Regions from separate parts of the Mus musculus genome. Here all the other regions are linked to region 3. The links are chromatin loops, found by intact Hi-C in ENCODE. Cell type or tissue: heart. All regions are shown on one strand. Region 1 has its middle 32 kb from the start of Gm25487. Region 2 overlaps 2400006E01Rik (RIKEN cDNA 2400006E01 gene). Region 3 overlaps Jade1 (jade family PHD finger 1). Region 4 has its middle 60 kb from the start of 1700052H01Rik. Region 5 has its middle 55 kb from the start of Gm40038. Region 6 has its middle 7.3 kb from the start of 1700052H01Rik. Region 7 has its middle 11 kb from the start of Gm25487.

Region 1 (4,000 bases), 150 kb before region 3:
AGCAACATGCAATTCAGTTTCATCAAAGCAAACCCAGTTGTCCTGCGATATACAGCCTAGGTTCACATTTGCAGATGACATTGCCTGGTATAATAGAGAAAGCTTAGCAAACCCAGATGTGAGTTTGCAGTTTATCACTGATTGCTTACTGTCTTTGGTTGAGTACCCTTCTGTGTGCTTCAGTACTTTCCCAGAAGGCAAGAAAGATACCTGACTGAGTGGGCCATTGGTAAGGATGCAGCTTTAGAAGAACCAGCCTAAAACAGAGCCTGATACACAGGGACTTAATGGTAAGCCTCCATGTTACTTATCACCTGAGCACAAGACTCTCATGACAGTGACAGGTACAAGGACCCTTTAACACGATAAATACTGAAGGAACAGCTGTGGTATTAGATATAGAGAGTTTGCCTAGTACTCATTTAGTCCTGGGCCCTACTATCAGCACTATATATGCCCCCTTTTAGTGGCTCAGGGCTGTAATCCCAGCCTTGACAGGTGGAGGCAGGAAGATTAGAAGTTCAATGTCATCTTTAGCTAGATGGTAAATTTGAGGTCAGCCTGATCTAAATGAGAACTTGTTGCTTTTTTTTTTTTTTTAAAGAAAGTAATAAAAGGCCTACAAGGAACTGGCAGAAGCAGGGAACTGTATGATGCCACCAGGGAGGTCTCAGACCATCCGGCCCACTACACCAGTCACAACGCATGGACAAGTGAGTGCAAGACGTTTTGAGGCCTGCAATGTGGCTAGTAGGTGAAAGTTGGATGATCTGAGGTCAGCATCTGGAACTCTCCCGTGGAAAGGAGAAATGACCCCCTACAAGTTGCCCTCTGATCTCCACACAGATGCCATGCTCACACATGTGAGCCCACTCGTGCCTGTGCACACATGCACGCATGCACACACAGTCACTCACGCTTTCATGTACACTAATAAATAAAATTTATTTTTTTAAAAAGTAAAGTTTTTAAAGTGAGCAATTTGCGTGGAAGCAAAAATAATAGGCGAAAAATGTGCTTAACCAATAAAAAATAATTTTGCCCACTTTATCCAGAATTAGCCTAGTGGTGTCTGTTACCCCTAGCCCCTTGCGAGCTCAGGAAAGGGCAGATTTCTCAGTGGTTGCAGAAATGTCAGTGTCGAACGCTTCCCCTCGCCTCCTGTATTGCAAACCTTTTCTCTCTATTGCCTCATTCCCCACGCACCTCTTATGGGCAGTTTGCCTAAGATTTTCTTCCCGTTCTCCCTGTGTGGCCACGTGGCTAGGCTGACATAAGCTTGTCGGGGTGGAGTATATGCGTGCCAGGATGCAGGCAGGCAGTCATGTGACCTGGCCCCAGCAGCTTTGAATCTACCACGTCTGAGATTTCCATGACGCACCTGCTGCCGTCACACCCCCTCCCTTGTAAATAAATAGTCAAATCTTTTCTGAAAGTGACTTTGACAAAGAGCAGCTTAAATCCGCCGAATTGTGGGCGAATGACCTGTTATCTAGGAGTAAAACAACTGCGGATAATCACCTCCTTCGCCCCCATCCCCACCCCTGCCCCCGTGTCCTTTGCGCTTCTGCTGACCACTTCTGCTGAGACAAAAGGACAGGATCTTTAGAGATCGCTCTGGCTTGATTAGCATGCTGATCTAGGAGGCAGGTTTCTGGGTTCTCACCCAACTTTTTGGCTGCTATTCAGAGGATTTAACAGCGCTCTTTGTCAATAGTATAGTGTACAAAGCCCATCTAAAAATAGAACATTTCCAGGGTCTGGATCGCGTGCGTAGCTTGAGTGGCAAAGGCTGTGTTGTACAAGACAGATTACAGGCAAGTTACTCCCCGGTACTTTATATGCAGGGCTGTTCACACGCTTCGTTTTCGTCTGGTTGGGTTAAATAATGCAAACACATTTACCAGTGTACATGGTTGTTTATTTGTGCTCTGGAGAGTGTGTGTGTGTGTTTATGATGGAGAGATCTACATGTTCTGCTCTGTGAAAATCAAACAAAGCTGTCCCCAATGAGGTCAGTGGTGGAGTTAAGCAGTGTGGCCCACACTCCTGAGAGCCACTGACTGACACCCGGTGGTTGTTAAAGGCAGGTCCTGCTGTGCTTGCTGCCCTAGAGGATTTTTGCAGGGTGTGGGAGTCAAATAGAGGCTCTGACAACCAGTGGGTCCCCTGGATCTAGATGGAGCCTCTGTGATCCTCGTGTGGGAAAGTTCTGCATGATGGAGAGTTTCTCACCCTGTGACAGGTGGCTTGCTCTTCCCCTCCCTCACTCCTTAGACTGGGTGGGCTTGCCCCACCCCCATGCTGAGGTGGTTGTCCTTGGTGAGTGTGGAAGCAAGAATCACTGAGATTCAGAGAAGCCAACAGAGGGAGGCACTCACAGGAACATAAAACCAGAAAATTATTTTCTGAACCAAAGACGCTGGGAACGGGTGTTTGAGAGCCCAAACGACACCTTCTTCTGTTTTGATCTATAACTGGAGGGTGTTCCTGTATCTTGGGGAGAGAGGAATTTTTGCATGCCAAAACACAATGCAATGATCTTTTACATAAATAACCTTTAACGCACTTGGAGAGTCACCCTCGGTGAAGGCTCGGTCTTTCTGGCAGGTGGACTTCCTTCTAGGATACGGAAACTCAGAACAGGGACAGTTCTTGGAGGAGCTGGGCCAGGAAATACGATATAGAAGATTTAAAAAACCCAGCCTGTCATTTTGGCAAACTCTTCTCCTACCCAGATTTTATGGCTTTAAATTGATACACGTTGGGTGAATTGGGTCTGACAGTCTAGCGGCAGTCCATATTGATTCCCCTCTCTCCCTTGCTTCTGTGGGGTGACTTTGGAAGAGTCATGTGAAGTTACTGCTTCCCCACCCCAACCCTGCATACAATCCTTATCTATGGAACCGGGAGAAGAGCCGAAGCAAAGCATTTGGTACTTGGTAATAGAGTCACTGTAATCACCATTGGTCCCCGCAGCCTTACTTGTTGATCTCTCTCAAAATAGGGGTCTTGATTGTTGACACTGAGTGTCATCTGGAGAGGACAGGGGAGTCAAGCCTCTCCTCACACCTGTGAGGGATTATCTAGGATTAAGTTAACTAAGGTGGGAGACCCTCCTTAACCACGGGAGGGTCGAACCATTTTAAAGGTGAAGGTAATGAATTTTATAGGTGGAAGAGTAAGGAGAAGCTTCATTCTACCAGTCACCTCTCTCTGCTTCCTGAGGGTTGAAGCAGTGTGACTCGACTTGCCAGCCTCCTCTCCAGCCAAGATGAAGGATAACCTGTTCAACTGTGAGCCAGAATAAAACCCTTCTTTCTTTAAGTTGCTTCTTGCCAGGTATTTTGTTATAGCCACAAAAGAGTAGCTAATGCAGGCGTCATCTCATACACTGAATCCTAAATATTTCATTTATAATAATTGTATTTAAATGCAAGTACAGGAGTCTTGTGCCGTGCTGCATGGGTGGAGGTCAGAGGATGGCTTTCAGGAGTCGGTTACCTCGTCCCACCGTGGATTCTGGGCATTGAATTCAAGTCAATAGGCTTGCGTAGAAGTATTTTACCTACCGAGCTCTCTCTCCAGCCCTTTGACACACCACCACCGTCATCACTATTGTTATCCTGACCATTGAAGAATGAGTCACTCATCAGAACGCAAGAAATCAGTCAGCCCTTTATCACCAGCTCGACCATAATGAGGGTTAATTTCTCCTTGGAACTGATTTGAAAGATAACATAAACCATTATCTTGGTCATTATGGCATTTCCTCAGACTGGATTTTATTTTTCATGCAAAAGGAATTATGATTTTTCTTCAATAAGACAGATTTGGGTTTACTTCCCGAAAGAGCCAGGAGAACAATGGAAATTTCATCTCTTGTCTGAGACGGAACATTCAAACCAACAAGGGAACAAAACCAAACCAAGTGTGAAGAGCGTGAGCTCGGGAGGCACCTTGCACAGTTCCGCCGTCGGAACGGCCAAATGGCTTCCTA
Region 2 (4,000 bases), 64 kb before region 3:
TATAGCAAGTTTGAGGCCACCGCTACGAGCAAGCTTGAGGCCACCGGGCTACGAGAGATACAAAAGAGGGAGGGGGAGGGCGGCAGGGAGGAAAGAGAGGGGGAGAGTCAGGGAGGGCCCATTGAAGGAAAGCAAAAGGAGGGACAAGGGGAGGGGAGCAGAGGGTGGGAAGTAGAGAGGTAGGTGGGATGAAGGGAATAAGGACAGACAGGTACAGAGTCTGTGCAGCAAAAATGGAACTTAGAAAAGGCGCAGAAGTTGCAGAACAGTCTCTGTGAGATGTCCCACCACCACAACCGGCGCCACCCCCGCTGCTGCCACCCCTGCTGCTTCCACGCCACCCCCGGGGGAGGGGCGGGGGGGGGGTGAAGCAAGATCAAACAGAATCTAGAGATCTCCCTGCATTCAAAGAGTGGGTCCTTACTTGAAACAGCCAGGCAGGATTTCTGGCCCAACAGATACAACCGCAGAAAGTACAGTCCGCACCTTAGGATGTAAAATCTGTCCCCACAACATGCACCACAGCGATCTGCCTCATCAGCTCGGGAGGCTGACTCATTAAAGGGATCCCAGGAAGGTAGCTGGTCATGGATACGGGCAGGCTCATGAAGGGCACACACTTGAACACAGGGCTGAGTTTGATCCTACCCACACCACTGCATCTTAACCATGGCTAGCAGAAACTACTCTGACACTTAACCATGATGTAACTGTACTGAGGATGACTTCTGGGGGACGTCAAGAGTGTCTCAGATGTGGTCCAGGCTGTAGCTCAGTTGGTAGGGTGCTTGCTCAGAATACTTGGGCACTGAGTTTGATCCCTAACGCTGTGTAAACTGAGGTGGTTGTACACACTATAATATCAGCACTCTGGAGTTGGGGCTCAGTCCTGAACACAACAGGAGTAAGAGGGGTTCCACAGCCAATGATCAACATCACCCGATCCATGGATGAGGTTACTTAGGTGAACCATCAAGGGAAGGGGGATTTTTGTTGTTGTTGTTGTTGAACTAACTTAACAGAGTGTCTGCTGACCTAACAGGCTTCTTTCTGTAAACAGGTTTCCTCTGGGCCCAGCTTAAATGGACTTGGTTGAAACCTCATTGAGATATGGGTGCAGAGGCTCTTGACTGAAATTCCATCAGAAGAGTCTGTCACTCCTTACAATGTTCTGCAGTTGAGGAGACCAAAGAGGACAGGAACAACTGTCAGTGTGTCTAGCATTTCCCTCTCCTCTTTAGGGTTTGCTCTAGCCTTCATTTTTCTTGTCAGTCCTGTGTAGAAGCCAGCAGGTCTCACTCAACACAGCCTGGGTGTCCTTCCTCGGGATTCCGGTTCCTCAGGTGCAAGGCAGAGAGCAGTTTAGTCACCACATCTTCTCCCACGATCTGCTGTGCTGGTCACCAAATGAACAAAGCCGGGCATGGCCTAGCACAGATCTCTCAGGAATAAAGTCACGTTTAGGCAGGGAGTAATTGAAATACAGATCACTCAGAAAAGATATTCCCTTCCCCTGGAGAGGCCTGGTTTGTTCAGCTGGCGATACACTGGTTGGATTGAGCAAGCAGCTGTCTCCTTTCAGAACTGTTTGGATTGTGGCTTCCCTTGGGGGTTGAGGCTAACTGACCTTAGATTCATATTACTAAAAAATGTAGGGAAGAAAACAGAAATGACAAGTTGACCTAAGGACAAATCGTAGTGTTGTGCGCCGACCCAGAAGGCAGATGCAATATTGGTATTTTATGACTTTAAATACTGGGGGATCCTTCCCTGCCCACCACTGGGATGTTGATACTAATGCTCCTTGGTTTTCACTGGAGCTTACAGTCAGAGCTTCACCTTTGGCACACTGTCCTGTCTTCTAAACCTTCCCTTCAGCTGCCTTCTTCCCTCCTTCCCTTGGAGAACAGAAGAAACCATGGAATTATAAGCAGGAAGTTTTGTAAAAATAAAACCATTTCCTGATCTCTCCCTTCTGGCTACACCTGAAATACTCAAAAAAACACGTCATCTTCTGGTCTCTGACTAAGGGTAACAAATGGATTGAAGGTCGACTCTTCCCATTCTTAAAAACATACTGCATTATGAAGACTGTTCCAGACAGCTCTGGGAGGGAGTGCTCACACTGCAGTTCAATCTTCCTTTTTTTCAAGATAATTTGCTCCTTGGTCCAATTTCATGTTCTACCATTTCCTTCATTTCTTTTAATCTTTCAGCATTTTATCAGGTCTGTTTAGTTGGGGAAGACATGACCTAGGAAACTCTTATAAAGGCCAACATTTAATTGGGGCTAACTTTTACAGCTTCAGAGGTTCAGTCCATTATCATCACAGCTGGAAGCATTGCAGCATCCAGGCAGGCATGGTGTTAGAGGACCTGAGAGTTCTAAATCTTTGTCCAAAGGAAGCCAGGAGCAGACTATCTCTTCCGCACTGGGCGGAGCTTCAAAGTCCACCCCAACAGTGGCACACTTCCTCCAACAAGGCCACACTTACTCTAACAAGGCCACACCTCCTAATAGTGCCACTTCCTGGACCAAGAATATTCAAACCATCACAAGGTCCAACATTCAGTTGATCCAAACACAGAGCTTGGCAGGGGTTCTTTTTGGTTTGGTTTTTATGTTTTTGTCTTTGTTTTTGTTTTTGTTTTATGCCTGAGAAGAGCATTGTGTCTAGCATTTCATTTAGTTTCAAAGACTTCATTTAGTTTCACAGACTTCCAGGCCTCAGAGTAGCAAACAGATTCCTTCTAAAAAGATGGGCCCCAGTATTGATCATGACTCTCTAGCTAGAACTGAGAAGTGTTCTAAGGGCATGCATGAGATCAGCAAAACAGAAAACATTTGGCTTCCTGGGTTTAGACTTGAGTTTGACCCCTGAAAGCATCAGGGTAGAAGAAGAGAACAAAATTCTGAAGGTTGTCCTCTGAATGCCAGTTATACGTGCACACACAAATACACTCACACAAATATAAAACTAAAAGTTAAAAGACAGGTTAGAGCTGGGTATGGTAGACCACATCTGTTAATACTAGCCCTCAGAAGGTAGAGGCAGGAGCATTACCACTTCCAGCCTAGGCTGACAGTGAAAGCCTGCCAGGAGGAGGAGGGGGACCAGGATGGGGTAAAAGAATGAACAGAAGCAGGGAAGAAGGGAGAGAGGAAGAAGAGGAAGAAAAGAAGTGGTAGCAGGAGGGGAGGGAGGAGGAGAGGGAAGAGGAGGGAGGAGAAAGAAGAGAGAAAGAGTGAAGGGAGGAGAAGGAGGAGGGGAGGAGAAGGAGGAGAAAGGATGTGGGGGTGGGGAGAACGTTGTCTGTTTGTATAGTAAATAGGCTTGCCTGTGCATCTAAAATTTCACCATGCCTGTACTTTGGCTTCTAATTATGTGTCCTGGAAGCCTTGTTTTTCTGCTTGGGCACCTTTTGCTGTATGAATCCCACATTTGGATAGATCATAGAACATCTTAGAAAAGATACAGGGCAATTATGTCAATTGTTACCTTTTAAATGAGCCAGGCTGCTCCATTTTCTGGTAACCATGTCTCTACAGAATTGCATATTTTCTAGAACTCTGTGTTAGAGCAGAGAGAATGGACAGAGGTCCAGACCAGAGTAGACTGTCACATGGGTTTGAAGCTCCAGATTGTCCCGTGTCTTCGAGCTGGTGGCAGGCGATGCTCTTGAGGTAGAAGGGCAAGACCCATGCTCAGGATAACGGCAACACTGATGAGAGGTGGAGAGTAGACACGGTTCAAAGCCTGGAACAGCTTAAAGCTTGCGCCTTGTGTTGCTCTCTATTCAGCTCTGCTTGGTGACAATGATCTTTATGCAATCTGAGAAGCAGCTACAGGGGCCGGAGAAAGAGTTCAGCAGTCAAGAGCACTGGCTGTTCCCCCAGAGGACCCAGGTTCCTTCCCTGCACTCACATAGCAGCTCACAACTGTCTGTGACTCCAGTTCCAGAGGATCCGGCTCCGTCTTCCTGCCTCCCTTAGCACTAC
Region 3 (4,000 bases):
CCAGTCTCTCACCCCTGCCACCCCCTCTCCCTCAGATCTCCTCTTTTTCTGTTTCCCTTCAGAAAAGAGCATGCCTCCCAGAGATCTCAACCAAACTTGGCAATAACAAGTTACAGTAAGCCGGGCATGGTGGCGCACGCCTTTAATCCCAGCACTCAGGAGGCAGAGGCAGGCGGATTTCTGAGTTCGAGGCCAGCCTGGTCTACAGAGTGAGTTCCAGGACAGCCAGGGTTACACAGAGAAACCCTGTCTTGAAAAACAAAAACAACAACAACAAACTTCCCAAAAAAACAAGTTTCAGGCTAGGCGGTCGTGGTGCACACCTTTAATCCCAGCACTTGGGAGGCAGAGGCAGGTGGATTTCTGAGTTCCCCCGCTCCCACCATTAGGAATCCCACAAGAACACCAAGCTATACAGCCACAACATAAATGCAGAAGACCTATTGACCATTATTCTTAATCTGTGTCAGAATTGAGAGGTCATAGCCTCTGTATTGTGGGGAGAGTGAGCCATTTTACATTCCTTTTGTGCTCCACTAATACATTGCTTTTTTTTTTTTTTTTGCTGGATGTTTTAGGCAATAGACTTGTCAGGAAAACAAACAAGCATGCAAAACAGTGGCTTTATTTTATTTTTAAACACCTTCTTGGATTTATTTAGCTTATGTGTGTGGTGTGAGGGTTCTTCTGGGACGTATATGCCTAATATCCGTGGAGGTCAGGCGATGATGTTGGAGTCCCTAGAACTGGAGTTCCAGATGGTGTGAAACCACCATGTGGCTGATGGGAACAACCAAAGTCTTACGAAAGAGCAAGTGCTCTTAATGTTGGGCCATACCTCCAGGCCCAACAGAGGTTTCTAGAAAGTACTTACTTATTTAGATAGAATGAATAAAGGCTGGCTGGAGGTTAGAACGGGTGCAATCAGTTTGTCACAGAGAGATGATGGATGAACAAGATGGCAGTGGTGATGGAGACACCTCTCTTGAAAACCTCCCTCATTTCTCTCTCTATCTCTGTCTCTGTCTCTCTCTGTGTCTCGTGTGTGTGTGTGTGTGTGTGTGTGTGTGTGTGTGTGAACTGTAGACCACACAGTACTAGTAAGGGTTCTACCCATCATTTGTCGCCTCACTTGTTCTTAGCAGGACGGAAGAGCGAAGCAGAGATCCTGTCAGGGAGGGAGTCTTTATGCTCCTTGTTAAGGAAATGGGAGAGGGAGAAAGAGCACACACATTTAGGATTTCTGCTGCTTTGCTTTGTTTCCTGAAAAATAATTGAAAGGCACAGTTAGGTTTTATTCTCCCATTTATCACACTATGACGTCTGTGAATCAAACCTGTTTTATTCAGAATTATGATCTTGTCTTTTGGGTTCAATATCTGATTTTGTAATTAATAATCATTGTTCTTATTTTCTAAATGGAAATTTTAATGTGTATTTTCCTCCTTTGGATATTGACTGTAATATAAATGTATTTCCTTGGGGACTCCATGAAAATAATTATTCTCCATAAAAAAGTTAGTTTTTAGTATATGAAAAACCAACAGCCACTCATTTTTTACACATATGTATCAACAGGAATCTGGCGATTGCTTTCATACTAGTCTAAAGTTTGAGTTTAAGTGTTATTCTCAGTCCTATTTGGAAGGAGAAAAATGTCCAGTTCTGACAAGAACGCTCTAACATAAAAATCAAGACATTTTTCAGAAGGTGGTTGTCTTTTAGTGGGTGAATGCTAATTTTCAATGAGTTCAGTACAAATTTAGGTAAAGCTGGAGTTCCCCATCCCAGAATTAGATTGTGTTTAAAATTGTCATTCGAATTCATAACTCCTTCAAAACTGTTACTACAAAAACAACTATTTCTTATTCATCCTAGAAACAAAAAACATTTCACTCAAACTATTCGCTTTAATACCCATGTTCCTAGTCGACCTGATTTAAAACTAATTTGCAATAAATGCATTTCTGCATGTCGCCCGGAGTTGGAACTGGGGCAGCAGTTTTGGAGGGGGTGATTTCACAAACCTTCTTCCTCCTAGGAGACACCTGGAGGGTTTGCGGGCTCCAGAGGTGGGTGAGGGGGGAGAGCCCCTCTGGCTGCAGTCAGGACCCCAAGAGTTAACGGGAGCAAGCCCCTACCAGCGGCTCCCCGCCCCACCGTCCCCACCCTCTCCTTTGGCTGGGGATTAAAGTGCTCCCCCCTGTGGCAGCAGTGACCCAGAAATGAGTCTGCGTCCCCGCGCTTCCTCCGCCGCCAGCCGCACGCCCTACCGGGAGGGCCTGGGCGCGCCGGGCCGGCCGAGCGCGCGGGCGACAGCAGGGGCCCGCCCGGCTCCCCGCGGGGCCTCGGTGGCCCGGACCCATGCGGCGCGGCGCGCAGCCCGCGGAGGCCCAGCCCGTGCGCAGCAGGTACGCGGGGGCGGAGGCGCGGGGGCGCGCGGGTCGGGGTGCGCGTCTCAGGCCGCGGCCGCGGCGGCTGCAGGACGAGCCGAGAGGCTCAGCCATATTTGATGGTTTTGTTGCTTCGCTCGGGAGTTCTCGGGAGTAATGTAATGCCGAAGGTCGCTGCCTAGTGGAAATAATATAGTACGTCATTAATATGGCGCCAAAAGATTGGGCTGTGGATCTGTAGCGCGGAGGGAGGAGGCGGCCGCCCGCGCCGCGGCACTATCCCACCAGCAACTTGGGCATCGCCGGGTGGGGGCCGGCAACGAGGCCGGGATGGCCGCGGAGCCCGAGAATTGATCGGTGTCGGATCAGTAAGTTCTATTCCGATTATTATTTTCGATCGGAGGAGGGCGAAGGTTTAGAGCTTTTCCTTTTAAATGTACGAAGAACATGAGGTTTTCAGGTGATTCATCCAGCGTTTTCAGCAGCAGAAACCCAGTTTAGTTTATACATTAAAAAAAAAAAGCCCAACTGCCTTAGGCTGCATGAAAGTGGAAAGCATAGTAGCAACTTGGTAGACAGATGGCAATGGTAGAGCGCAGGTTCGCGTACATATATGTTTCCAGAGTGTTTGACAGTGTGTGTTTTGGGGGGGAAGGAGGCTGTGAGGGTATGTTTTCCCAAACATAGGTGTGAGGGGGTACATCTGTGTGAAGTGGCCGCAGCCCTGGTTCCTGTCACCGCGTCACCACATGTCCAAAATATTCATTGCATCAATTCAAGGGCAGTGAGAAGGGGATGAAGGGACAGCTTGGCAATTAGATTTTTCTAGAATGGGTTTCCAATGATGAGACCTTTTACTTCCAGCGAGACTGCTTGTAAAGTGTAAAAGACTTAATCGGTGAAATTGAGGAGGACTTCATTGGTAGAGCAAAGTACCTATTAATCATGAACTTAAAAACGGATTGCAGATTGCAACCTTTGGCACCATCTGCAAATTGTGGGGGTGGGGTCTCTGTGTCTCCTGGCTCCCTTATGAGCACATGCACATGCGGTGTGCACCCCGGGACTGCAAGTTGCAAAACCTTCCCGTGCACGTGTCTGGTGCCTGTGAGTGTGTTTGCGAGTTGGGTGCTGTTGTTCGGTAGCCAGTAGGCTTTCTGGGTCGGCTCGGCGTAGGCTTGCAAATGCGGGAGAGGGATGGAATGTGGAATGTTGACCGGAGAACCGAATCCTTTCGGAACGGTCCCATTTGCTGGAGAAATTCGATACCTTCCACCTCCTACCCGCCCCCCCCACCCCCCTCCCGCCCGCCTTCGGGCAGGAGGCGGGGCTGAGGACGCCGCTGCTGCTCAAAGTGGCGGAGCGCGGCGGCGGGAGGCAGGTGCACAGCACCGCCGGTGGGGGTGCCTCAACTTCCGCGGGCGTTTAAATAGCAGCCGGGCTCCCCTCCCACCGGTAATAGGTGACCTGGCGCTCGCGGGCGGCGGGGGAAGGGACTGGGTACGCCGGGGCACGAGCCTACGCGGCACGTGGGCAGGTGCTGGTTGGCCCCAGGGCCAACTTTTGCAGCCCGCCCTCCCGCGCAGGCAAGAGGTGGCCGGCGCAGA
Region 4 (4,000 bases), 270 kb before region 3:
GGGAGTTTCACGCAGTGCACCAGTTACATTCACTTTGCAGTCTTCCCAGGCCCACCCTCACCCACCTCTGTGACCTCCTCCAAAGAAAAGGAAAGAGAAGAGAGGAGAGGAGAGGAGAGGAGAGGAGAGGAGAGGAGAGGAGAGGAGAGGAGAGGAGAGGAGAGGAGAGAAGAGAAGAGAAGAGAAGAGAAGAGAAGAGAAGAGAAGAGAAGAGAAGAGAAGATGGAAGGGAAGGGAAGGGAAGGGAAGGGAAGGGAAGGGAAGGGAAGGGAAGGGAAGGGAAGGGAAGGGAAGGGAAGGGAAGGGAAGAGAAGAGAAGAGAAGAGAAGAGAAGAGAAGAGAAGAGAAGAGAAGAGAAGAGAAGAGAAGAGAAGAGAAGAGAAGATGGAAGGGAAGGGAAGAGAAATGAAGAGAAGAGAAGAGAAGAGAAGAGAAGAGAAGAGAAGAGAAGAGAAGAGAAGAGAAGAGAAGGGAAGAGAAGAGGGAAGGGAAGGGAAGGGAAGGGAAGGGAAGGGAAGGGAAGGGAAGGGAAGGGAAGGGAAGGGAAGGGAAGAGAAGAGAAGAGAAGAGAAGAGAAAAGAAAAGAAAAGAAAAGAAAGGAAAGGAAAGGAAAGGAAAGGAAAGGAAAGGAAAGGAAAGGAAAGGAAAGGAAAGGAAAGGAAAGGAAATTTATGTTGCCCATATGCTCACTAGAGCATGGTCAAAATTCCCAGTGGCCAGCCCCTTAAAGAAAACTGAGTCCTTCCCTACCACAATGGCTTCCTGATTGCTTGCTCTCTCTCTCTCTCTCTCTCTCTCTCTCTCTCTCTCTCTCTCTCTCAGCACTCAGGAGGCAGAGTCAGGCAGATCTCTGTCAGCTAAGTTCGAGGTTACTCTCCTCTACATAACAAGTTGCAGGCCAGCCAGGGCTAGACAGTGAGATGCTGTCTCTAACATGGAAAGGGGTGTATTTTAAAAATTATTATAAGTAATAGATCCTCAGGACCTTACCTTGAGAAATTGTGCTTGTTTTCTTTCTTTCTTTCTTTCTTTCTTTCTTCCTTCCTTCCTTCCTTCCTTTCTTTCTTTCTTTCTTTCTTCCTTTCTTTCTTTCTTTCCTTCTTTGAATGGGACTTGGGACTTATGTATTTGACAAGCATTCCATGGCTGGGGTACCATGACCTTGAGTCACTCTATGAGAAATAAAGATATATTTTTATCTTTTTACATTGATTTATTCTTGTATATATGTATGCATGTATATGTGTGTAGCTGTGTACCATGGCACAAGGGTGGCAGTCAGAGGACAATATGCAGACATTGGTTCTCTCCTTCCACCCTGTGGGTTCTGGAGAGTGTACCCAGCTCCTAAGGCTTGGTAGAAAGTACCTGGACTTCTCGTAACCCCATGTTGAGATTGTTTTTAATTTTATGAACGTTATTATAAAATATCAAGCAAATAAAGACATTACATCAAAATTAACAAGATACAAAGTCTGTGTGGTTCATAGAACTTCCGTACAGTTGGGATAGACATTTAGAACAGTAGCCCTGAAGGTCGTTTTAACTTTTATACTTTCAGTATCAGATGTATTTTATGCATATTACACCACCCAAAACAAACCAAAACATGACAAAAGGCTTATCTCTCTCTTCTCTCTCTCTCTCCCTCCACAACCCCCCTGCCCCCACATTTGCCAACTCTTCTAAACAATTTGCTCAATTGCTTTGCCACTGTGACATTTTGATCCCTTTGAATTTGGTTTCTGAGCCCCTAACCTTTCATCTTCTCAGAGTAACTCAGTATTGGATGCAGCCACAGCCCACACTTGCTGTGGAAAGGACAGCCAAGTGGAAACTAGACCATTCAGTGGCGAGGAAAAAACCCTCCGACTGAGTGTTGCAGCCTAGAACCTTCTCTGGGAACAGGACTTATCATTTCTGGCAAAAGCCTGGTTCATTTATTCAGACACGGGTGATGGAATGTGTTTGTCACTTGGCAGAGTCTCTGTAAAAACTAGGTTAAGGGCCAAATCAAGACTGGGGAGGCTGCAGACAGTGTGAGGAGCTGTCAGCCCTTGCTGACTAAAAGCCGCCTCCTTGCCTCCGCGGTCTGGTCCCAGCCAACTTTCTTTTCATTGCAAAAGGGAAGAGCTGGGTTCCCCTTAATAACGACGCAGGCAAATTTTAAGAGGAATAAAGAGCACTGGGGTGTGGGGGATATCACATTGTGCTTGTTTAAAGCTTGCTGAGAACACTCTCAAATGTCAAGAGGGAAAAGTGTCCTTAGCTAGTTAAAAAAACAAAACCAAAAACTCCATCACTTGGAAGGAGAAGAATTCTCTTGGAGACAGAGAGGTGGATAGTATTGCCTGCAAGTGACATGAAGCTACAGTCTACCATGGCGGCTGCACCGATGGGTTAAAGAGCTATAGAGAGCAAGGTTGTTTCCTCTGGGCCGGCTAAAGGCTCCCCGAGTTGTACTCCTTCATAATCCTTTGGCTCTTGTCTTTGCCTATAAACCATCAATGACTTACGGTAGAGGCTAAGTCACTAGGCTGAGTTTTTATTCTATGGGTCCGAAATGTCTGCAGAATGGCACATGGTCTCCTTCACCTATTCGCTCACTCTCTCGTTTACTCAGCAACCATCTGCAGCATGAATTCTATGTGCCAGGAGTTGTAACTGCCCTTGAGGCTCCCTCCTTGGCTTTTGAGAAGCTCCCAGTCTGGTGTGGATGGTCAGCTCCTACAGCCAGTGCCACACTGCATCTCAGAGCCGTGGGAGTCTGTGGCAGAGCACAGCTGCTGGGGGTCACTTCCTTGACTGGACACTTTTTTTGAGCTTAATGGAGGGACAGTGGGAGTTAGCTAGGTCGGGAGGGGAGTAGGAGTTTGGGGTCAGGAGTCTGGAATAGCATAGCCTATGCAGGTAGCAGAGGAGGAGGAACAGCGTAAGCCATGGCAGAAAGCAGAGTCGGATGCTGCTGCGGGGTGTGGCAGGGCTTGGACTCTGAGTAAGTTTAAGGTTCTCATCCCATGAGTCTCAAATTACCAGGCTGTGAACAAATAATGTGTTACTAATAATAAACTATTAAGTTCCTAATGGTTTCCCTCCTAGGGAAAAAAAATCCACATTAGAGCAGCTTGAAGGTCACCCCTGTAATGTGGTGGCTCTCCCCCACTGGCATTCCATATGCTTTCTTGAGAAAAAGGGGAAGAACTAGGGCTAGAAGCCAGGGCTTGAGGCTGCTCTCCGCTCCCCTTCTCTAAGCAGCAGGCTAAGGCTATGGAGTTTACAAACTACCACTGCGCCTTTCTGCACCCAGAAGCTGACACTCCCTTGAATCTGGGCACACACGGGGATCAACAGTGCGCTTACCAGAGTGTGCGTCTCTCGTGTTGTTGGCCATGAAAGACCTGCAGCTGTGCTGACAAGCAACAGCACGGAAGCCAATGCTGTGAGCCACTGAGCAGTGTTCAAACATAAGGAAATCTTAGAACTTGCCATGTAGACCCGACCAACTTCATACTTGTGGACATCCCCCATCTCATTCTCCTACGTGCTGAGACTGCAGCTATCAGCTACCATACCTAGTGTTGTTCTATTTCAAGTGAGTTACATGCTTGCTGTAGTTTGTTGTGTAATACATCATATAGCATAATATAGTGTGTACATTTTAAAGCATACTTATCCCACGTAGTGGCACACACCTGCAGTTCCAGCGCTTGGCAAGTAGAAACAGGAGGGCCAGGCGTTCAAGGTCATTCTCAACTACAAACTAAGTTCAAGCATGAGTGTCTGTCTCAGAGACAAGCACACAGGCAAAGCCCCAAACAGAATAAATAAATGAATAAATAAGTAAGTAAATAAATAAGTAAATAAATAAATAAATAAAAGCCTACTTCAAAAAAGAAAGTTTAAACAGGAAAAATTGATATTAAAACATTTACAGTAAGGCCTAGGGGTATAACTCACATGCTTGGCGTGACAACCCTGCACCTAAACCCCAAACCAAAAC
Region 5 (4,000 bases), 330 kb before region 3:
CGAGTGCCCACTGATGCCCATAGGGGCAACTTGGAGCCAAGCCACTCCATGGAAGACCTTCTGCAGGTAGTTATTTTTGGATAACAATCTAAGATGTGTCAAAGCAGAAACAGAAATAACTGGAGGCAGAAACCATGGCTTGCTGCCTTGAAGTCATGTGTGTCCTATGGTTGATTTCAGCTTTTTTGTGACACGGTCAAAAGATCTCAGGATTTAATGCCTCTCTTCGCACAATCTCTCTCCCCTGGGGACGAGGGAACTGGGCCAAAACATTCTATAGAACCAGCACTCTAAGCAGCAGCCTCTATAGCAACAGAACAGGTAGGGAACAGCTGCAGTGGTTTCTGTCCAATTTTCCTTCCAAATAATCCAGATATCTAAGAGATAAGAAAACACAAATACCAAAAATCTCACTAGAATTCTGGATTAACGACAGCTCTGTCTTGTCTCCATTTTGATACACCAGCTGATAATTGGACTATAGCTGGGTCTAAAAATAACACACAGTATATTAAAATAATATTCCTAGGCTACATTTCCAAAGTGGTATTCTGGGACTTCTGTGCATTAATCCTGTAACAATAACAGGATTTGTGCTTTCACCTCCCCTGGCGTAGCTTTGAAAATCTAGCCCAAAGCAGCTAACATTGCTGTTTAAATCTTCCTTTCACATCTGCAGGGAAATGTGGAGATTAAAAAAAATATATGACAAGCCAACAGCTAAAATGACCTATACTTGGGAGAATCAGAGAAACACCTATTTCCTCTCAGGAACTGGGCCAATCAATATAAATATTTCAAAAGGACCATCATGCAATGAAAGCCTTGGAATTTGTATCCTACTTCAGAACACCCTAGATATTTCCAATGTGGACACATCCAGTTTTCCACTGGGGAGGGGGATGTTGTGATGGCTGAGCTGGGATGCTCTCCAGTGAATGAGTACAGGAGACTGTATTTATGTGTGCCTGTGTGGGTGTATACATGCATGTTAGTGTGTATATGAGCCTCTGTGTGTGTGTGTATTAAAGAAAGAGAGGATATGTGTGTGTGTGTGTATATATATATATATATATATATATATATATATTTATATATTTGAATGAATACATGAGCCCTGTGTGCATGTATGCTTGGGTATATGTGTATGTATATATGTGTGAACATCTGTGTGTGCTTCTGCATATATATGTATATATGTATATGTGTGTATGTATATATATATATGAGAGAGAGAGAGAGAGAGAGAAAGAAAATATATATCTTTGTGTGTATGAGCCTCTGTGTATATGTGCCTGTATGTATCTGTATGAGAGTAAAATTGAGCCTATGTGTATGTACCCCAAAATGTGTATATAAGATTGTGTGTGTATGTGTATGTCTGAGTGCATGTGTGTGAGTGGATGTGTGTCTGTGTGTGTAAGGATGGGAAAGAAGGCTGCCATTACTCTCTATGTTGAAACTTAGGTGAATCTCGGGGATTAGGTGTTACTGCTCACAGTGGCTAAGAAACTGCACATCCTAAAATCTGCACACAGTTCTAAATTGAAGCTCTAAATAGCACTGGATTGAAGTGACAGGAGTGTTTCGACAATACCATTAATTGCATTCCACTAATTGAGAAGAGCTTTTGTGCAGTTAGGTTTGTGGTGGGCTGGATTTAGTCATTTAGGTGCCCCTCAGGCTGCCTCTGCTTTCCGCCTGCCATGCCTTTGAAATTCTAAAAAGGAAAAGAAGGCCAACATGCAGAGCAATTATTTCAGAACAGATTGCCCGGTAACATTTCATATTATCACTGAAATCCATCCTTTCTGGGACAGAGTCTTGCTCTGGCCATGAACATCCAAGAGATGGCAGCACCCCTGCTCTGATGACTGGCTGTGTCCCTCCAGACAGCTCACCGCAGAGGTCTTGTCATTGCGTCACCTGAAAGCCAGTTTAGAGGGTGGAGGTGGGGGAGGCATAGCATTCTCAGCTCTCAGTTCTTCTGGAGAGTTCCGGAAACAGGCGCGTTGACTGTTTGAAACGTATTTGAAAAGGGTTTCTTTTTTTTTCCCCTTGAAATCCCCTGTTCTGTGCCATATCTTTCTAAGACCACTTAGGTGTTCCCTGGCTTTCTCCTGGAGGGAGGAAGGAAGATCTGCAGTTGCCAGGGATCCCCTGAGCCTTATTTTCAATTCCTGTCCTTCCTTTTTATAAACATGGGGAGGTGGGAATTGCATTATTAGCAATTGCGCTTTGAACATGTATGTGTTCAAGGCACTTAGCTCAGCATTGAGAATGTGACACAGCCTACATCAGGACAGCTTTTTTTCTTCCCCACCGACTCTCTCAGCAACCCTTCTCCCAATCTCCTGCTAAAAATATTCTGCAGAGCAAATAGATGTTGAGACAGCGTCAAACCCTGCAGGAATGAGTGACAGTATAACCTGCCATGCTAAGTATCAGATGCCTGACACGAAAAGCATTTGCTGACATACACGAGGGAGCGTCAAGGCTGGGTAGACAGGTCAGCGTCTAGGTCTCTGGGACCCACCCTTCTTCATGTATCCTGCCTGAATATTTGGAGAGCAATTGCTGGGACACACTGAGGTGGCCTGCTGACAGGGTTTTGAACGTGATTCAGGGGCAAGACTGTTATGGATAACTAGTGTCCCATGGCAGGCCACAGCACCTAGGACCTAGGGCCAACTCAGGGACTTCCTATGTCCACCTTATCCATTACAGAGGCTAGGACTCTGTGTCCATCATTGTGGGATCCCACTTGACTTGGCTTTGACCCAGCATCTTCTCATTGGCTCATTTCTTCAGCCTTGTGACCTCAACAATCTGTCCTCAGTCCAGGAACACGGCCACATGGTTTGTGTTTCCTGTATACAGCGTTTCAGTGTCTGATCTATGAAGCTGTTACTCAATGACTACACACTCAAGATTTCCAGTTGATGGTCAGGGCAAGGAGGAAGAGGAGAATGAACTGGCACACTACACATCTGTCTGTAGAGAGCTTTGGAGCCAGGCCACCAGAGGAATGCTGCCCAAGCATCATCACCTTCAGAAAGAGCTGCCCTTCTTCTCAGGAGGAATGTTGAAGACACTGGCAAATTACTGAGAGTGATAATGTTCTCCCAGGCTCAGCAATGGTGGGCACCCTGCTATCATTCTCTGACGGGTTTCTCAGACTTGAGGACAGTTGAACTCTTTAAATATCTGTCTGTCTATCTATCTATCTATCTATCTATCTATCTATCTATCTATCTATCTATCTATCCATCCATCCATCCATCCATCCATCCATCCATCCATCCATCCATCCATCTATCTATCTATCTATCTATCTATCTATCTATCTATCTATCTATCTATCTATCTATCTATCTATCTATCATCTATATCTATCTATCTATCTATCTATCTATCTATCTATCTATCTATCTATCTATCTATCTATCTATCTATCTATCATCTCTATCTATCTATCTATCTATCTATCTATCTATCTATCTATCTATCTATCTATCTATCTATCTGTGTGTGCCTGCTTGTTTGTATGTGCATTACATGTATCAATGTGCTCTTGGAGGCTAGAAGAGGGTATTGGATACCCTGTAACTGGAGTTACAGGTATTTGTAAGCTGCTGCGTGGATGCTGGGACCCAAATGTTGGTCCTCTGCAAGAGCAGCAACTATTCTTAGTCACTGAACCACCTTTGCACAGCCCAGAGGGTTGAACTTTTTTTTTTTTTTCCTTTTTTGGTTTTTTGAGACAGGGTTTCTCTGTGTAGCCCTGGCTGTCCTGGAACTCACTTTGTAGACCACGCTGGCCTCGAACTCAGGAATACTCCTGCCTCTGCCTCCCAAGTGCTGGGATTAAAGGCATGTGCCACCACTGCCTGGCCTGAGGCTTGAACTCTTAACTCTCCATGTTTGTGGAAATTCAGTCATCCACAATCATCTAGTCTTCAATGATTCCAGACAGCTGAAGTGCAGAACCTCTGTTTTA
Region 6 (4,000 bases), 210 kb before region 3:
TATAACTGTGACAGAGAGGGAAGAACTCAGCTGGGACACAGTTGAAGTCATAGAGAAGTACTGGACCTGGGGTTGAGTCTCCACTCATAGCAGGCCTGTGAGCTCACAAGTTCCTTGGGCCGCAGGCCTGTGGATTCTCGCCTGATGCCCACTGTGATTAACATAGTAAAGCACCCACATCGTTTCTCACATCCCGCATCCCGTCTGCGAGCATCGCTCTGTGCGTTGGGAGACACTGGATAGATCGTTCTTCTCCAGGGTTTCCGTGAGTTACTTCCCATCAGGATCCCTGAGCTACCCTCCCGCCCCACCCCCACCCTCACCCCAGCCGCTCTCTTGGCTACTTTTTCATGCTAAAAGGAGAGGAATCCTACAAGCCGGATGAGTCAGGGTGTAAACCAAGTGAGGGCCTCTGGATACAGGCTTGCCTGGTCCAATTTGGATGACTAGAGAGGCGGAGCATACTTATTCTCTGCTGGCTTGCTCTGAAGAATGTGGGTCTCAAAGCTGTCTCTTGCAGTGGTTGGAAGTGGCCATCCAACTCCTTAGTGTTGTGTACTTAACTACACTGTTCACTCTTTTCCCTCTGGAAACACAGGAAGAACGGTGTTTGAAGAGCTGCCTGTGCTCTTGAAAGGCTTTCTCTAGTATGACTCCCCTTCTTAGCACCTCGGCAGTGTTTGCCATGCAACCCAATCAATTCACTAAATTAAATATACGCTGTGTGAGATGTGAGCACAGAAAAACCCGCTGGGAGCAAAATAAATGCAAAGTGAGATATATCGTCCTTCCTCCCAAACAAGTCCCTAAGCCTCTGTCCTGGCTTTGACACATTTTGATACCTAACCCATAATCGCGATAGTACTCAGAAGTGTGCTAAAGATTGAGAACTCAGTGGAAAAAGAAAAATCCCAAACACAGGCTGTCCTGGGTTTCTGTTGTCAGTTGTTCTGTTGGTGGTGGTGTTTGTTTGCTTGTTTGTTTCCTTTTTTTACTATTTTTCTTTTCAACCTTGCAGAAGTCAGAGCTATCAGATAAAAAAGAACTACAGCTGAGAAAATTCTTCTAGAAGATTGGCCTTTAGGCACGCTTTGGGGCATGTTCTGGGAGGGCCCCACCCTTGTGGGTGGTCTGGGCAGGTGGTAGATAAGAAGGTAGGCTGAGCAAGCAATAGCTGAGTTCTTCCACGGCCTCTGCATCGGTTCCTGCCTTGAGTTCCTGCCCTGACTTAACCTCAATTATAGACTATAATATGGAAGTATAAGCCAAACAAACCCCTTCTTTCCCCCAAGTTGCTTTTGCTCACGGTGTTCTATCATAGCAATAAAAACCTTAACTAAGATTTTGTGCTATACAATATTGATTAAAAGGAACTAAAGAATTTCTGCGCCGTGTTGGGTAGCTTTGACGAATTTCCCAGTACTCCAGCTTTTTAGTCTTGCCAATAGTATAGCAGAAATCTTAGCTCAGGCGGTACAACCTACAAACTAACCTTTACCACAATATGCTGCCATCAGTCCCAAAGGAGCCAGGCAGCACAGAAGGTCCCTGTGGACCGCTTTAAAGCAGTGTCCATATTGTTAGAAAGTGCATTCTGAGACCATTGTAGCAAGTGGTTCTCCCATCATGTCTGTGAGAAGTTTTTGCTGTGTGTGCATTTCATTTTGAGATTCAAGAGGCCCATAGATACCTAAATCTACATTCTCTACAGAGTCTGGTCCCCTACAGAATACTAAGCATTAAATATTAAGCAACTGTAATAATGTTACTATCCATGATGAATGTCTTAAGTTTAATGTTTAATTCTTGCAAACCTCCAGGGAGTTTGGCTCCTCTGCCTTCTGTTGTTACACCTTCCCACTGTAGCGCTCATATGGAAACATTTGCTTAATCCTCAGAACGACCTGTGTGCACTGCATTATTGGCTTTATATTTTTGCAAATGAGGTCCAAGAGATTGGTTGACTTGTCTAAATCTTACAACTAACTAAATGCCAAGGCCAGGAGTTGAACAGTGGCATGGAGATCTGAAGTCTCACCTCTCAGGGCAGCCACATTGCTACTCATGAGACTCAATCTTCAAAGACCACTTCAGGAAAAGAGAAGACTCGTGTGTGTGTGTGTGTGTGTGTGTGTTCATGTGCACACGCACACATGCACTCAAATGGATAAATATCAGAAGAGGGCATCAGATCTCCTGGCTCAGTCTCAGGCTGTTGTGTGCACTCTGACACTGGTGCCGGGAACCCCACCCAGACCCACTGCCAGAACAGGAAAAAAAAATCTAAAACAGGGGCTGTTTCTCCAGTCCCTTGGCCTCGGTTTTTAAAACCAAGCTTTTAAAGCTCTTGGAGTTATTTTGAAGTAGCTGTAATGGTGTGGAGCCAGGGTTATCTGAAGCTGTCCCAGTGGTCAGGAGTATTGACCCATTTCCACCAGCAGGGGGCAGTTGGCATTTCTCCATTTGTTTCTTGGTATGGAAGCAATGAGGGCCCTGGCTGGCTACCACAGCTGCCCAAATTGGGTAGACAAAGGGCAACAGAACCAGCTGAGGGGGTACTGTTGTTGTTTTGTAAACAGTCTCTCTCTCTCTCTCTCTCTCTCTCTCACACACACACACACACACACACACACACACAACACACACACACACTATTGAGTCCATCTAATGTGGTTCATTGGTGCACGTGTTTAGAGCTGACCACTTAGGACCGGATGTTCTATTAGGGACCTGTCCCTGGAGAACACCGACTCTCCCTCTCTCAGCAGCCACTGATGTCCGTAGCTCTTCATCTAGGTGTGGGGCCTGCTGAGATTTCCCCGTCCATGTAGACACTTCAGTTGGTGTGGTCACTATCCAGGTCTTGATTAGATGATCATATTGTTGAGATTTCATGAGCTTGCCCTGTCATGTTGCTAGATAGAAAATTCTGCCTAGCAACGGGCATTCAAAATAGCCTCTCTTGCATCCCAGGCTAGTCCAGAACTTACCGTGTGCCAGAAGATAGCCTACATTTGAGCTTTCAGGTGTGCACTGCCAAATTCCATTTGTGTGATGCTGGGGACTGAACCCAGGACTTTGAGCATGCGGGCCATGCACTCTCTCAACCCATCATTTCAACTCAACCTCAGCTTAGTGTAATTCTCAAAAGGTCTTGTGAAACCCTTGATAATGCTGTCCAGTAGAATTCATCACAGCACTGTACTGGGTTTCTTTCCAAAAACCTAGATACATTTTATCAACTGAAAAGAAAAAAAAAGTTCAAGATTGTGCTATTCAACTTTGTTATCCAAGATGAGGAAAGTGGCTTAAATATGTTACTAATTATTATAAATCCAGTCTGTGCTTGTCTTTCATAATCGAGAAGCGCAAGGTCTGTGGAGGAGGCTGATGACAATGGTCTGTTCACATTCTAGAAGCACGCCTTTTCCCTCCATCGCATAAAAGTCGCTGAATAAAGAAAATCACAGATTTATATTATCCTGAGCAGCTGAGTTATGATTCAGTAACAAGTCAGTCAAGGCTAGGGAAATGGCTGACAGCCTGGTGGTGTGATTATTATGAACAATGGTGGAGTGTGAGAAACATAAGGAAAAGACTTGGCCTCCAGAAGCATCGTGCATGTGCAGCCCCACAGCTCTGTGCAGAGGGACTTCAGGGCGTCTCGGCCTTCTTCCTCATCTTCAGCCCCCAACACCTTGCTTCCATCCTTTTCCAAATACAACCAGGAAGATGGTAAAACCAAATACGGATGGACATGCCACCATGTCCAGTTTTGTTGCAGTTGTAGTTGTTGCTGTTGGGTGTTTTGTTTTTGTTTGTTTGATTGATTGATTTTTGGTTTGTGTTTTTAAACACGGGTTTTGGGAATCAAAGTCAGGTCTTCATGCTTAAAAGGCAAGCACTTTACTGAGCAAGCTGTCACCTCCAGCTGCTCCTCAGAATGTCAAGGTGATTCCAGTAGCTCAGGGCCCTCTGTCCCAGATGATAAGTAGATCTG
Region 7 (4,000 bases), 130 kb before region 3:
GCAATAAAGTAGGTATTCAGAGAGCCAATGTGCGGTGAATCCTTTTCCATGAGCAGTTCTGGGCAAGAAGACAAGACAGGTTGAGAAGGAAGAGCAAGAATAAGAACAAGAAAACCAGCAACTCAGCCTTGCTTGCTTGGGAAAACACATAATCCCAGTGAGTTCAACACCAGCCTGGGCTATGTACATAACAGGACCTTGTCTCAAAATAAGTAAAAAGAATACCAGCAAGCTAAGCCCTATTTTCATATACACTGAAACCATTTGATTCAGAAAGAGTATGAAGATTAATAAATCTGGTCTCAACTGGTTTTACATACATTCAAACTCGTGAAATGCTTAAGATCCGAGGTCTGAAAAAACAAACAAACAAACAAACAAAAAACAGCCTGGCAGTGGTGGCGCACTCCTTTAATCCCAACACTTGGGAGACAGAGGCAGGCAGATTTCTGAGTTCAAGGCCAGCCTTGTCTACAACGTGAATTCCAGGACAACAGCCAGGGCTATACAGAGAAACCCTGTCTTGAAAAACCAAAAATTAAAAATAAAAAACTCTGAGGTCTGAGGTTAGAGGTAAGTGACTTTACTCGCCTTAATGGAACATGGGAGCATGGTCGCCAGTTCTCTAAGATAGACTGTGGTTCAGTGTCAAGGAGATGGAATACTGTGAAATCCTGCTCTTCTTCAGTTTTTGGCTAAACAAATACACAAGAAACATGGAGACTGTCACTAAGGAAGAGTACCAGAATCAACTCTAACACCGTACAGAGATCTGACACTAGATTTAAACGTAGACCTTGTGGACCACTGAGTCAGAGGCTCCTTTCTTTCCGAAGAGCAGTGGTATACAATGTCCGGGACCATCAAGGTGGAAGAAGGTTGAGTGGAACCTGTGTAGCAAGCAGTTGCCTGACACAAGAGAGCCTCATTAGACTGTCGTCATTGGAGATTTCTGGAGTCAGCTTTCCAGCTTGGAGATCAAATCTGGATGAAATGGCTTCTGGCTAGCAGCAAAGCCCACCGTTCCTTTCTCATGCTCATTATCTGTGTAGCAACAGTGTAGCAACAGGAGCCTTCAACGTTCCTCCCATCTATAGGATTAGAGTTGGTTCCTCTCAACAACTTGTTAATGTGTCTGCCCTGAGAAAGACATTACACTTCTAAGCGTGATGAATGAGTTCGCTTGCACCTCAGAGGGGCCATAGAGGTTACGAGGGAGGCTGGAGGACTCCAGAAGCAGCAGCTTTAAGTCCTTTAAGGGCTCCAAAACCTGAAGGAATCTGCCAGATTTGCAAGGAACCACTCTGAGCTCTGTCCAAGCCCAGCATTCCATTTGCACAAGGGCTCCTTTGTTGTTGTGTTTATACACAGACTAATAAATGCTTGACCTTTTTTTTTTAACTGATGAAGGAACAGTCTGTGCCTGGGGAGCGTATTATTTCAAGAAGCACAAATGAAGAGAAAGGCCAAACCCTCTGGGACAGATGGACGGAATATTTTGATATTGGAACCACATGGGGAAAGGCAGAAGTTGGCAAACAGCAGTGGAGGTTTGATAACAAACCTGGAAGCAGTGTCCCTGCTCTGAGAGCATTCCAGGGGCTCCAGGCACCCAACAAGCTCCGGGGAGCAGGGGTTTAGGAGGGAGGCGCTCATCCTGGTGTGTTGGACATGTGTGGCCTGGTGAGTGTGTTGATTTTTTTTTTGTAACTTTGGAGTTCTGTTTTAAAATGACTAATATCTTCAAGCATTTGCTTTCTACCTAGAACTTGGTGTTTTCCTAAAATCAGTCATTGGTCATCATATCAACCTATAGGACAACAATGTATTGCTGCCTATGCCACTTTATTGTTTTTTTTTTTTCAACAGAGAGGTTTAACAACAAACAAAAAAGGCTATAGAATTCCCAAGAGTCACAGTGCTAGAGAGACTTTCAGCCCATTTCTGTGGTCCCAAACCTGACCCTAGACTAAGCACCACTGGATTCGCATCTGTCCCCCTGTGTTATTCCCTTACTCCCTATAGCTGGCAGGGGTTACTTTAACATCTGAATAGCCCGTGTGGTTGTACACCATGTACCCTAAACTCTTGAGTGTCCTAGTTTGCTTTCTGTTTCTGTGATAAAATACATTCTGACAAAAAACAATTTGAGGAGGAAAGGGTTTAATCGGCTTGTACTTCCTTGTCACAGCCTATTGTTGGGGGACATTGGGGTAGAAACTGATACAGAGATCATGGAGAAACACTTCTTACTAGTTTGCTCCTGTGACTTGCTCAGTCTGCTTTCTTATACTACCCAGGACCACCTACCTAGGGGATGGCACTGCCTATAGTAGGCTGGGTCCTCCCACATCAATCATTAATCAAGAAAATGACTCCCCCACCACCACACACACACACACACACAGGCCAGTGGTATTTTCTCAATTGAGGTGTCCTCTTCCCAGATGATTCCAGCTTGTGTCAAATTGATTAGAAAACTAACTAACTAGCTTAAAGTGATAACCCCCTGGTCACCATTAGAGTAACCATGCTATATTCCCAGAACCATTTCGTAGTGACTTATGAGATGCTGTTTCTAACATTCTGTTGGACCATTCACATCACATGGAATAACTATTGATGATACTGATGACAGCATTTATTTAAAACCCCCAAAATAATATGATTCCTGATTCAAAAAAAAAGCCTTTACTTTGGAGATTAGTGGCCAGTGATAAGCATGGATTCCCAATGTGGAATTGAAACTACCGGTATCTGAAATGCCATGGACCAGCAAGAATGGGGAGGCCCTGACTCATGGCCTCCCTTGTGGCCAGGATGAACTCAGCTCTCTGTGCTCCATGATGAAGGTTTATGGCCCTTCTGAGGCTCCATAAAGAGAGTCCATTGAGTGGGACTGAAGAGAGTCAGGTCGTATATTCGGAGGGTAGGGGGATGAGAGGTCTGACCACTGTCGGCCTCCCTCTTGGGAGGAGTCTTAATGGACAGCATTTTAATCCATTTGGGCACTTCACTCTCCATGGCCTTGTTTTTGGAAGGAATCAGATAAATTAGCCTCTGAAACACCAGGTGCAACTCTCGCGGGGTAGAATCATTGTAAAAGGGGTCTTGGGACCAGAAGGGAACAAGGTCCCAGCTTTAACTCACTGTGTTCAGGAATGTGAAACGGGAAACTCTATTTCCCACAAAAGAGCCAATATGGCTTCTCCCATGCCAGGTGCTATGGGAAAAGTCACACAAATGCTGTTGAAAGCCATCTCAGTCACCTCGGTCTAAGCTAGCCCTGTTCTAAATTAATACAGCATGTCTGTCCTATTCATTTTCTATGAAGTTATCACAAATTTAGTGCCATAAGGAAGCGTGCATCGATGACCCTGTAGTTCCATAGCACCGAAATCCAAAGTGGGTCTCCGTGAACCAAAATCACAACGCCATGGAGACCACATCTCTCTCAGCTCTGGGGACCGGGAGTTTTTTGCATTTTCTGGGCTTTGAGAATGGGCCACCTCCCTGCCCTTCTAAGCTGCACAGAGGTGAAATCCACACATCTCTTCCCTCAGACTCAGCTCTCCCTCATTCAAGGACTCTTATGGTGACATTGGGCCTGCCAAAACCATCCCAGATAAACACCTATTTTGAAGTCTGTTAATTAGTAACCTTAATTCCACCTGCATTCTTAGCGGCCCTTTGCACTTCTGGGCACCCAGAAGGTAATCTTTCACAGGTTGCAGAGAATCCGATGTTGTTTTACTTTCCTTTCCTGTTGGTGTAAGAAAATACCGACAACAGAAACTTAACAAAAAGGCTCACAATTCAAGGCTACACACACACACACACACAGAGAGAGAGAGAGAGGGCGGGGAGAGAGGGAGAGAGAGAGAGGGAGAGAAAGAGAGAGAGAGAGAGAGAGAGAGAGAGAGAGAGAGCAATACAGGTGCACACTGTGGTGTTTCCACAAAGACAGAATAACTTAATAAATTATTGCTTGGTGTGGTTC

What was found. Peaks named below come from ENCODE experiments on the same cell type or tissue, not always from the same donor. Only the 100,000 strongest peaks of a DNase experiment are listed, where the experiment ranks them.
Region 1: it touches region 3 in a loop (2.1-fold over the local background); 4 of 42 quality-filtered maps call a loop at or near these places.
Region 2: a loop joins it to region 3, with 2.1 times the contacts of the local background. A loop is called at or near these places in 6 of 42 quality-filtered maps.
Region 4: a loop joins it to region 3, with 2.7 times the contacts of the local background. A loop is called at or near these places in 3 of 42 quality-filtered maps.
Region 5: a loop joins it to region 3, with 7 times the contacts of the local background. A loop is called at or near these places in 16 of 42 quality-filtered maps.
Region 6: it touches region 3 in a loop (11-fold over the local background); 8 of 42 quality-filtered maps call a loop at or near these places.
Region 7: it touches region 3 in a loop (2.4-fold over the local background); 4 of 42 quality-filtered maps call a loop at or near these places.

What each region holds. Positions count from the first base shown.
Region 1 is chr3:41,407,318-41,411,317 of GRCm38, forward strand. No RefSeq gene overlaps it. Among named protein-coding and RNA genes, the nearest start is that of Gm25487, 32 kb to the right of the region's middle. In heart, a CTCF peak has its summit at 2,079; a DNase peak (open chromatin) is centred at 1,324; H3K4me3 peaks cover 1,215 bases; H3K27ac peaks cover 2,385 bases.
Region 2 is chr3:41,497,442-41,501,441 of GRCm38, forward strand. 2400006E01Rik (RIKEN cDNA 2400006E01 gene) reads right to left here. Exons shown (of 6, transcript NR_130791.1): 5 at 3,927-3,996; 6 at 3,490-3,844. Among named protein-coding and RNA genes, the nearest start is that of Platr4, 6.2 kb to the left of the region's middle. In heart, no CTCF peak of the experiment used is centred here; DNase peaks (open chromatin) are centred at 1,550 and 3,890; H3K4me3 peaks cover 488 bases; H3K27ac peaks cover 434 bases.
Region 3 is chr3:41,561,156-41,565,155 of GRCm38, forward strand. All of the region lies in intron 1 of Jade1 (jade family PHD finger 1), which reads left to right. Among named protein-coding and RNA genes, the nearest start is that of Jade1, 7.4 kb to the left of the region's middle. In heart, CTCF peaks have their summits at 2,197 (motif pointing left) and 3,802; DNase peaks (open chromatin) are centred at 2,256, 3,056 and 3,746; H3K4me3 peaks cover 2,155 bases; H3K27ac peaks cover 2,110 bases.
Region 4 is chr3:41,293,394-41,297,393 of GRCm38, forward strand. No RefSeq gene overlaps it. Among named protein-coding and RNA genes, the nearest start is that of 1700052H01Rik, 60 kb to the right of the region's middle. In heart, no CTCF peak of the experiment used is centred here; a DNase peak (open chromatin) is centred at 1,968.
Region 5 is chr3:41,226,807-41,230,806 of GRCm38, forward strand. No RefSeq gene overlaps it. Among named protein-coding and RNA genes, the nearest start is that of Gm40038, 55 kb to the left of the region's middle. In heart, a CTCF peak has its summit at 1,845 (motif pointing right); a DNase peak (open chromatin) is centred at 1,915; H3K4me3 peaks cover 346 bases; H3K27ac peaks cover 400 bases.
Region 6 is chr3:41,346,549-41,350,548 of GRCm38, forward strand. No RefSeq gene overlaps it. Among named protein-coding and RNA genes, the nearest start is that of 1700052H01Rik, 7.3 kb to the right of the region's middle. In heart, a CTCF peak has its summit at 2,437 (motif pointing right); a DNase peak (open chromatin) is centred at 2,443.
Region 7 is chr3:41,428,959-41,432,958 of GRCm38, forward strand. No RefSeq gene overlaps it. Among named protein-coding and RNA genes, the nearest start is that of Gm25487, 11 kb to the right of the region's middle. In heart, no CTCF peak of the experiment used is centred here; a DNase peak (open chromatin) is centred at 1,513.